Linked DNA regions of Homo sapiens: region 1 is linked to region 2. The links are chromatin contacts, found by Hi-C in ENCODE. All regions are on one chromosome and are shown on one strand. The core of a region is the stretch at or near the end of the contact, and the rest is flanking DNA. Distances in the headings are between cores, read along the strand shown.

Evidence for each region. A loop is a pair of places that touch in the nucleus more often than their neighbours do. Pooled maps may share reads with other maps.
Region 1: a loop to region 2 is called in a map of Caco-2, with 2.6 times the contacts of the local background. The contact joins two enhancer-like sites. A Hi-C loop is called at or near these places in 3 of 168 maps with a recorded cell type or tissue (Caco-2, chondrocyte and left cardiac atrium) and 12 of 50 pooled maps.

What each region holds. Positions count from the first base shown.
Region 1 is chr4:138,195,083-138,201,063 of GRCh38, forward strand. All of the region lies in intron 6 of SLC7A11 (solute carrier family 7 member 11), which reads right to left. Among named protein-coding and RNA genes, the nearest start is that of SLC7A11, 44 kb to the right of the region's middle. Within about 2 kb of position 4,554, at least 9 of the 41 ENCODE cell types and tissues checked have a DNase peak (open chromatin) inside an H3K27ac peak, as active enhancers do.
Region 2 is chr4:138,908,930-138,914,513 of GRCh38, forward strand. The region is part of intron 2 of LOC105377448 (a long non-coding RNA gene); the gene reads right to left. Among named protein-coding and RNA genes, the nearest start is that of NOCT, 100 kb to the right of the region's middle. RefSeq lists an enhancer at 1,830-2,411. Within about 2 kb of position 2,147, at least 19 of the 41 ENCODE cell types and tissues checked have a DNase peak (open chromatin) inside an H3K27ac peak, as active enhancers do.

The DNA.
Region 1 (5,981 bases), core at 3,304-5,803, 710 kb before region 2:
TACCTTCCATCATTATAACTTCAAAGTGTCAGCCTGGCTGAAAAATAATGATCATTACAGAAGATCATTTAAAGGATAAGTGATCTGTTCACTCTTCTGCATTCTAAAAAGGCTGTCTGTGGGATCAGGTCAGACCTCTGGACGGTCACATACATTGACTGTATTATTTCACGTAATGTCTTCATAAGTCACTGTATCTTACAACCTTAGCTTTTATCAAAACCTTATTGCAAGAAATGTTTTTAAAACCATCTGAATTTCAGGAGGATATTTCCCATTGCATTTATTAACATTCTTTATATCAAGTTCATTCATTTAATCAATGTTTGTTAAATATCTTCTATATGCTAGACATTATAATAAGCAAAGGGATAAAGACATCAGCTACACACAAAAATTCATCCTCTCACGGAATCTAAAATTCAAACAGAACAAGACATGGAGGACCCTCTCCCTGGCATGCTGCTCCCCCTAGATCTTCACATGGTTGCCCCCATTTTTCTCAGATCAAAGTCTCCCTCCTCAGGGAAACCTTACCTCCTTCTTCTAAGTAGGTCTCCCACCCTGGGTCTCTCCATTACCTACTGTTTTTAATATGAAGATAAACTAAAACATCTTCTGACTCCTTATAGTCTCTTCAAACATCTTTATTTATGTATTCATACTCACCAATTCCATAAAAATATTAAGACTATTCAATGAGCATTATTAAGGGCCCTTGAAGTGTTTCCTCTAAATCTCTAGTGCAAACATTTTTGAGAAGGGTTGTCAGGACGGTTTGTTATCCTCAAGCATAACTCTGCTTTTTATGTGTCTTGTAACCACATGCAGAAAGGGTTTCTGGCTTCTTTGGCCTCTTTTGTTGTTGTTTTATTTATTTTTTATTATTTTTATTTTTGGCAAAGACTTAAAGAAGGCTTAAAAAAATGGAAGCAGTGAAGAGAAAGGGGAAGATAGAAAGTTAAGAGGCAGCTTAACAGAGAAAGGAAATGTTTATTCCACCAAATCCTCATGTGAATTCTAAATTATTAAATCTCTGAGAACACCTGATTTATGAACAGGATAACACTGCCCCTAGCCAAAATTATTTGTAATAAAAAGCAGGAAATCTCCTGAAGTTCATCTCAGATTTAATATCAAACACAGCAGCCACACCTGAACACTTCTCCATAAAACACGAAAACAGCATGGTGTGATCAGCCAGCAGCCACCAGTGGGGAGTTGGGTACAAACAGGGTGTGAGTGCCATGGAAAGGATCAGGCCTCACTAATCTAGAGAAACCAGCCAATGAAAAATAGCAACAGACTGAAATAATGTCAACACTTGGAAGGGAAAGGAGCACAAGGAAGACTCACTTCTAAATATACAACAGCCAGTTCACATTCCTTGTCAAAATACTGAGCTCCCTCCGTGACGACTGAAGTTGAAAGAGCAACACAATTGTGTTTTGTGTATGCATATTTAGAATATACCAAGTGAGGATGAAGCACCATGGGGAAAAAAAGACTTGTTATGAAATAGGCTTACATTGATGTTGCCTTTTTTTAATTTAATTTAATTTAATTTTTATTATTTTATTTTATTATTATTTTTTAGACAGAGCCTCACTCTTGTCACCCGGGCGGGAGTGCAATGGCACAATCTCGGCTCACTGCAACCTTCACCTCCTGGGTTCAGGCAATTCTTCTGCTTCAGCCTCCCGAGTAGCTGGGATTACAGGCAACTGCCACCACACTCAGCTTATTTTTGTATTTTTAGTAGAGACAGGGTTTCACCATGTTGGCCAGGCTGGTCTCAAGCTCTTGACCTCTGGTGATACGCCCACCTTGGCCTCCCAAAGTGCTAGGATTACAGGCGTGAGCCACCGTGCCTGGCAATATTGCCATTTTGTGAGAAAAGTAGCAAACCTCTAATAAGAATTTCATTAAAATTTGATTCAAATATTTTTCTACAGATACTTGGTTCAAAAAGAAGAAAGATGTCAAGAATGAAAAGGTATCTTATTATTTCTAGTGCAGACTTCTTAGGTAATGTGTTCATTACCATTTTTATAACATATGTAGTGAAGGATTCTTTCTCAGGATTATATATCCAACTATTTGAATACATATATAATAATTAAATTTATTCATGTTTAATCTAAGGCAATTTCGATAATTATCAGAATCATAAAGAAATATTTTTTGCATGTTTTCATTAATACTTCCATTAACATTTTGGCATTTGCTATGTTGTTAAGAAGTATTCTGAAAAGTAGAAAATCATATTAAAAAGTTGCTGTATTAATAGGATTTGGGGGTAAAAAGAACAAAAGACAAAAAGAGGAAGATTAATGTCATTGGTAGGTACTTGGGAAGTTACTTTAATTAGTTAACATTTTTTAAATCTGAAAGAAGAAAAATAAGTCAAGTTAATAAACCATAGTACACAGAAAAATAAATTTTGGACTATAAAAGACTCAGCCATATACATGGACTATATCTTTATATAGAGCAGATTTAATTATGAGAGATAACACTACCAAGATAATTTGAAACACCATGAGCTTTAAATTTAAAAGCACTATACAGATTCTCTTCATCCACTTGAACAGCTAAGAGTAAAAACGACCTCTATGCAAATACAAGTTATACTCAATGTTGACTTATTCAGAGAAAAATAATAATAATTGAGGCTACTTTTCCCTTCAGATTAAAAAAGAGTATTACAAACTTTTAATAAAATTATATAGTAATTGGTTGATATATCTATAAAAAGGCAAGTGGAATAGATTGCCTTGAAATACAACTTAGTATATAACATAAAAATACATTAATTTTATTATTATAATGACAAGTATCAATGTAATATATTGTAAGTATCATAAATATAATATAATAAATAAAAAGTATCATCAATATAATATAATGTAAGTATCATAAACTAAGGAGTAATATGACTATTTGCTAATACTGGGATATTGAGAAAATTGGGGGAAAGTCAAGAGCCTATATTATATCAGGTTTAAAAAAAAAATCCATTCCAGATAAGGTAAAGAGTGGGCTGTAAAAAAGAAACCAGAAAAAACAAACAAACAGAAAATATGGGTGAGATGAAAATGATCTAGGGATGTAAAAATTTGCAGATCATAATAGCAATACAGAAATAAAAAATGATTATTATATCTAACTACAAATTATAGAAACAAAACCACAAGTTTTGTAAGCTGTGATCATAAAGAAAATTGAGTAATGTGAAAAACTGGGACAAACTTTTTACAAATAATATAATAGATAAAGAATCAATACCCATAATATACAAAGAATTCTGATGAATCACCAATATTCATGCTCCAAAATGGTAACCACGTGTAGCTGCTAAAAATGCTGGAAGTATTGAGCCTCACTGGTGATCAAATGAATGCATTTTCAAACCATGAGGTGTAATTTTTGCCTTTCAATTAACCAGGATTTTTTAAAATAATGACACCCAACACTATAAGTATTCTTAGCTATTGCTATTGGGAGAGGAAATTAATATATCCACTTTGGAAAGCAACTTGATAATAGACAGACCATTTTAAAGTTTGTTGCCTTTGACACAGCAATTCTCTTCTAGCAATCTATTCTAAGAGAATAATTGGATATGTAAGGATTTATATATGAAATGTATAATCCAGAATTATTATTATTTTTGCACCAACCTAATACATTAAGAAACATTAGGAATGTTTTCAATGTCCAACAAGAAAATGAGCACAAGAATATTGGCACATCCCCACAAAGAAATATTATACTAGCATTAAAAATGTTCTTAACTAACATCTAGGTGATATACGAAAATATAATAAAATGACATGAAATGAAGACGGTGAGACAGATCTATAGCACATAAGTAGAAAGAGCTGGAGTTGAGCTTGAGATGCAGCAAATCTAAATGGCAGGGCACACTTGGAAGAACCTTCCAGCTGTCAGGGATACAGCAGTAATGATACAGACAAAGCCCTGGCCTTGGGAATCAGACAATAAACAAACAAGTAAATACATTATATAACACCAAAGTTAGGAAGAAAAATGCACATTTACATTTATCTCAAGCAATATAATGCACTACATATATGCACACGCACGCACAAACTGTGGGGGAAACAAAATATCAAAATAATAACAGTGAGTACTTTTATTTGATGTGATTAAGATATTACAGGTGATTTTTAATTTCATCATATTTTTTTGGCATTTTAAATTTGTTTATCTATTATTATTAAAAGAAAGGAGGAAATGCTATATACTGTTACTGAAAATACTTACCACAATCATAAAGTTTTACTTTGACTTCCAATAAGGTACAGAATACATATAAATTTTCCTTTCTTCATTTGACTAAATGGATCATCGACCACAACTACTGGGTAGAGATTTGTGTTCCCGTCATTTAAAAATAGAATAAACAATATGTGTCCATTATGAGAAATACTGAAACAGGATAATCAGGATATCCTGTGTTTCTAAGTGCGCATAGATCAGAGGCAGGGAGTGGAGGAGGCAGGGTTAAGCAGGGAGGGAATTCCACCCAGGTATTGCTATAGAAATGGCAGCAATAGAGCAGAACTAGCACTATCTTTTAGAGAACAGGAAATACCTGCCCTGCCTAGTCACAGACTTGCATCATAAACTCAATGGTTTGAAAAGCACCTATGTATTCAAACTGAAGATTTCTCCCTTGCTGCAGTTCAGAGTCCACGTTGTGACTTGGCATAAAGACAAACAATTCCGCAGCTCAGAGAAAGACATCATTGAGTTCAATTTCTAGTGGCTTTCCCCCAACATTTGCCACTTGATCACTTCTCCTTGGCAAGAGGACACTGCACTGTGAGGAATAAATAGCTAAACACTTACATACATTTAAAACACATTTAACCTTTTTCCACAAGACCCAGAGCAGCTAGCGAATAGTACCTTAAAATCATGACCTCCACTTGCTGTCTATCTCCCTCGTTTCTTTTTGTCATTTTCTGGCTGAAAACAAAGTTAATCTTCTTTTCTATTTCAATTTCTCTTTTACTTGCCTCAGGCCAGAATATAGAAAGTGAGACTTTGTTTGACAATATCAATAACAGAAAAATTAAATATTGCCTCCACAAATGATATTTAACCTATTTTAAGAGCCAGTGTATCTGTAAAGATGTTAAAGACAATAAAAAGCAGCTATTTCCTTATAATATTCTAACATTTCAGCATTTCCTAATTGTAAACTTTCTATTTTAATCTTCTAACCAAATGACCTTCAGTAAACGACCTGAAATGGATTAACTTACTTCAACTAGCCTAGCACCCTCTTTCATTATCTATTTGACTAACAGCTTTAGAAAGTCAAATGCAGGCAAATTTTAATGCTCTGACACATTTTTAAAAGCAGTTTTGTTCTATTCTCAAATGACATAGAGGTCACTTCTAATGATTACATTTCCCCCAGCTAATTTCAAGGCTAAAATCTTGCCATAGCCATCTTTCTTAGATTTCTATTCAACAACACTAAGCATTTGGAAAGAGTACTAGAAAAGGATCAGGATTTTAACTTATAAATATAGACAAATTAATCCATCTCTGTGGCTTCTATTTCGTTAGCTTCACAATAAAAGGGTTGTGAATTTTGATGGTTCCTCCCCTCCTAACTCTAACATCACAGGCTTTGACAATTTATTTTCTCAAGGTCAAATTAATTGTGGTTTTAATTATGACAATGAGTCCAATACACTAAGCCAAGTCAATGTGTGAATAGAAGAAGGTAACCAAGTAGAGAACTCTTTGTACACACGGGTAATATGATAATTGAAACCATTTTGAAATGTAGAGACATTACTATAATAAATCCTTTGCTATCTATCTCTTAGAGAACGGCCATGACCATAGACTATCAGGGAGGAAGAAGAAATAGCATCATGAAAAGCCAATAGAAGAGATTCTTCGGAAGAGGTGGGACTTGGGATACCAAGAAAAGC
Region 2 (5,584 bases), core at 897-3,396:
AATGCCCCAAAGAGAACAGTGAGACTTTGGCATAATAATGAGTGGTGACTTCGGCACTTTAAGCTCTAGCAAGATAGAGAAAAACATTGGCATTCTATATCCAAACTCTCTATTTTTTTCTCACTTTTATGGATATGTTCACACATAAAGCTCCCACACATAATGCTACCCACAGGTAAATCACACACACACACACACACACACACACACACACACACACACACACCCAAAGAGCTAATAGTCTCAGACCAGGAGTCACAAACATGAACATCTGAAGCGGCCATACAGAAAATGCCAGTATTGAAACAGACTGTGCACAAAGCTATGGAAAACTTGCTGAGCCATGCCTTGTCTGAAGGAAGCAGCTCTTTCCCCGTGTCCCCAGCTGTTACCATGCAAGCTGCAGGTCAGTGTGGCCAGATCTTGCAATCCTTTTAAAAAAATTAATATCTAAGTATCTATAGAAACTCTCCAAAGTTTTACAATGTGGCAACTACGTACTTCAAATAAAAATTTTTTTAAAGCTTTACATGCCAAACACAACTGAGCTGCCTGGTAGGCGTGCCCATGTTATGTGGGCCTACCATTTTGCATCATCTTCCCCAACCGTGTATAATTTATTTAACTCCTGCCCTGTAGATTGCAAGACTGCCTCTCTCACAGGAAAGTGAATACGTAATTATGCAGGGTGGTCCTTTTTCTTCATCACCAATCCTCCCCTATCTGCAAATTCAAATTGCGCCCCCTTGGCCACCGGAAATAAGAATCCAACCCATTGATAAGTCATATACATCTTACGTTTTGACTGTGGCTCCCTTAGCTACACCCAGGCAACCTCCAGCTTCTGATTACCATATGCAAGGACTCCATTAAATTCTTAACCAGCACTGCCCTTGCTGCTGCCTCTCTGAGGCAAGGGAGCACCATTAATGATGATGGCCTCACACCTCTCTCTCTCATCCATACACTCCTGTGAGCAACAGCCTACAAGTGTGAAATAATAGTCAGAAATTAGAACTGTATTTTTGTGCCTGCACAATTTTTCTGAGAACAAGGCTAGCTAGCTTTTAGAAGGATCAAACAGAATTTGAAAATCACCCTACTTTATGTGCCAAGAGCTTTAAGAATATCAAACATTTCTTACCATTTGCAAGCAAATGGGTCAAAAGATTTTTTGGCGATTATCTCCTCCAGAAAAGAGCAGTTTGAAACCAGAGAAAATGGGTGTTACTAAGAAAAAAAAAAACTACTTTAAGAGAACAAGAAAGTCAGTGCCTGAGATATCTCAGAAACTGAGATGGAATAACTTTCTTCTACCACACATGTGAGCTCCAAAGCACAAGAGAGGCTGCATTTCAAGCAGAAAGCTCTTTTCAAAGCACAAATGTTGGAAAAATAGACCAAGACATCAGCGCATTCTAAACACAGCTGTGTTTGTCCACACCTACTCCTGCCAGGTTGTGTTTGATTTAACCTGGCAACCCAGGGTTGAAAGGCTGCCGCATCCAATTATTCAGTCTCCGAGGCTCCTCTTCTCCCAGCATTATTATTGTTGATGTTTGATAGAGTAAATTGACCTATTATTAAATGTTGCAGCCAACAGAGAGGTTTTAATAACCTTTTGGAGTTTTGTATTAAATGTGTTTTTAGAGGGCTGTAATTTGTATTCATCCCAAAAAAAAAAAAAATAGCCACTATTCTGGGTGCCGTGGGCTGCACCTGCCGGGGTGAGTCTTACCACCACTCTGCTGCAGTCTGGGTTTAATGCATGAGTCACAGCTGTCTCTGGGATAATGTATTTATTAGCACTGGGGGGAAAAAAGAAAGGAAAACAGGTTGTAAGATTTGCCAATCAGTTGGGCTCTGCAAGTTGGAGAGTTCAGCAGGCTTTTTTGAGTGTTCTGGGTCACCTAGGAGTGAAGAACCTACAGAAGCTGTCAGGAAAGTATAAAGCCCCAGGTTGTCATCAGGATAATGAGCCGGCGCCCTAGCTGGACTGGTTATCTCAGGCCTGCATCACAGGCAGAGGAAGTTTACAAAAGAGAGCTTAAGGTGCAGTGTCAGCGTGTCCCTAGTTAGGGCCTAAGGGTACAACCGACTGAGCATCAGCATCCGATAGATAACAACAAAAGCCATTATCTCTCTCCCGGCTGGGCTGCCAAGTGGCGGGGCCAGGATTGCCTGGTGTTTGCAGTTTCCATAGCAGCACTGTTTTGTTCTAGCTGGCAAAGTACACGGAGAGGACGGATAAACATTGCAGGAAATGACACGAACAACCCAAGTACTGAGCCTGGGATCTCATGGCAGGCTCTGCCCTTTGTGAGTCAGCGGCGGAGGTGAGGACGGACACATTTCAGGAGGTGGCTGGAAACTAACAGCGCCTTCAAGCACAGCACCTGGCTAAACTCAGCCATCCCTCCAAGGCTAGAGCTCTGGGTCTCTACTCCATTTCCCAGAGCATTGGAAACACATGCAGTGCATTCAGAACGCCGATAAAATGTGGAGAGAGCCCCTGCACAGGCCAAGTGAGGGGTGGGAGTGAGGTGCTGTTATTCTCAGCTGCCCAGAACTCACTGAAGCCCTGGCTCCTCTTCCACCTCAGTGCTGCACGGATACAGAAGGGTCTCTGACATGCTGGTCACTGATTTGGAACGTTATGCCCCATGCCTGTGTGTTTATACCTGCAGGGAGCCAACACCTCCACCCCTTGCACTGGAGACCGCTAGAGAGGGTTTGAAATGGGGGGTGATACATTGTTCAGATCCATTATTTGCTGGGCATACAGCTACTACTCCCTACTAAGACAAAAGAAGACCTGGTCCCAGCCTTATGTATTAATCACGTAGTATGTAATAGGTCTAATTCACTTTAATTTCAGTTTTCATCTATTGGATAGAAACTGAATTAGTTGTCTCAGAATAGGAAGCCGAGTTCTCAGCCAATAAGGAAGCCTAGCAATTTCTTGATATTACAATATCAAAGCACCTCAATGGTGTTTTCAGTGTTAAAGAAATAAATCCTCTAAAGATTCTTCATTATTTTTATGCCATCCTCTATCATCATCGTCTCAAGCTGATACATGGGAAAAATGGGAGGTAACATTAAGTTTTATGTTTGCCAAAACGTCACGAACTCATCCACTAGTCTAGATATTTCTTGTTCCCAACCCTGTGTAAACACAGAGGGTTTAATGCAAATACACTGGCCACCTCCACCCTCCCTGTTCTGGGATGTGGCTGCTATAATATTACTTCTCTTTTATGGATTAAGCTAAATGCACCCTGTGTAACCAAAGTCTTCACTGGCTGAATATCAGTGCCTTTGGACTTTCAGGTTAACGGGACTAAATGTCTTTCTTTTAGATAAGCCAAAAAATATTATGGTCTCAGCTAGACCTAAATGACAAAATTGAAAAGGGTAGGAGAATAAATCTACAATGGAAGGAGTTAAGGAAACTCACATCTTTAAACCTGCACAGTAAACAAAGGGCAAGTGTACTAAGAACCGGTCTTAGCTATGATTTTAAAACCAGATTTCACTGGTCTTTGTTTCTCTAGAATCATAGCCAGTTGCCGGGAACATTGTAAGTACTCATAATTATTTGTTGAATTAACGATCCTCTCAGGGCTCCAGCAGCAGAATGGAAAGAAGCATCTGTAGTGTGGTGGAAAGCACCGGAGACTCAGGCTGCTCAGCCTCTGGCCCACTCCTCCTGAGTCCTGGCAGGGAGCCCAGCCTCCAGGGGCCCTTGGTTTCATGGTCGCTGTCCTGCTGCTACCTGACCGTGCTGGAAACCAAGGTAGGTCAAGCCTTGAGGTGGAAACCAGGCAACAGTTTCTGCCCTTGTTTTCCAGGACTAGGTAAGAACTTACTCTTCCTAGTTATGGGTTAAAAGCAAGAACTCTAAAAACTTATCTCCCTGCAATCTCTCAGGAAATAAATATGTCACCATCCACATCATCTCATGTTCATGGCAGCCCTCTGTTTGACTTTACACAAAGCACTCCCAAGACTGAGCTGGTGGGAGAAAAAAAAAAAAAAAACACATCAAAACAAAGCAGAAAGCCCCTGACATCTAGGTCCTTGTACTTTGATATTAACCATCATTTAAAGAGTACTTAGTAACTGCCATGCACTGTGCTAAGCATGTTACTAACATCTGATTTTTTCTTCACTCCTGTAAATGGACAGAGTTCAGAGAGGTGACATAGCTCGCCCTGGGTCACACAGCTAGCAAGTGATGGAGCTGAAATTGGAATCCAGGTTTGACTGACTCCAAATTCCAGGCACACTCTTTACCATTACAGCAAGCTGTCCCCTCCAGCCTAAGGCAAGAGACAGCACAAGCGCTACATAAATGATAAAGGAGCCTACAGTGTTTCATCCACCACTTCCCAGACAGGCAAGAGGGAAACGCATTTGAAAGGTTCAGAATTTTTTAAAAATTTTTTGAATAGGTAAAACATTTACAGGTTTCAAAAAAATCAAACAGTCTGCAGAGGTTCAGAGTGAAACATCTTATTCCCATCCTGTCCTCCACCAGCTCTCTATACTCTTTATTGGATTTGTAAGGTATCCTTCAGAGTTCCTTTATGCAAATACACGCACATGTGAACATACATATTTTTCCTTCTTGTTTTTCACAAAAGGTAATGCACTCTACATACTGTTCGGCACCTTGGGCTTTTCTTTTTCCATTTGCCATTTAACCAAAGACTTGTCAGTCTTTCCATACCAATGCATAGAGACCTTCCTTTGTTTTTTTTTTCCTTTTTGAGACGAAGTCTCACTCTGTCACCCAGGCTGGAGTGCAGTGGTGCAATCTCGGCTCACGGAAACCTCCACCTCCCAGGTTCAAGCGATTATCCTGCCTCAGCTTCCCGAGTAGCTGGGACTACAGGCACCCGCCACCACGCCAGGCCATTTTTTTGTATTGCAAGAGTATAGTTTAGCATTCCACTGTAATTTATTTAAGCAGTTCCATATTAATGGATAATTGGATTGCTTCTAATCTTTTCCACTAAAAATAATGGTACAATGAATAACTTTGAACATATACCATTTTACATGTGTGCCAGTATATATCTGTATGGTAAAATTCTAAAAGTGGATTGCTAGATCAAAAGATATATGTGTTTGTGGCCAGGTGGGGTGGTTCACACCTGTAATCCCAGCACTTTCAGGGGCCAAGGAAGGCAAACTGTGTGAGCCCAAGAATTTGAGACCAGCCTGGGCAACATGGTGAGACCCTATCTCTACAAAAACAAAAAACTAGCCAGGAGTGGTGGCATGCACCTTTAGTCCCAGGTACTTGGGAGGCTGAGGCAGAAGGATTGCTTGAGCCCGAGAGGTTGAAGCTGCAGTGAGCCATGATCCTGCCAATGCACTCCAGCCTGGGTGACAAAGCAAGACCCCATCTCAAAATAAATAAATAAATAAATAATGATACGTGTGTTTGCAATTTAAATAGGTATTGCTAATACCTTTCTGTTTAGGGTCTCACAAAGATACAATCAAGGCTTCAGCTTAGGCCATTGGCAATACCTATTTAAATTGCAAACACATGTTTTTTTGTTTTTTGGGG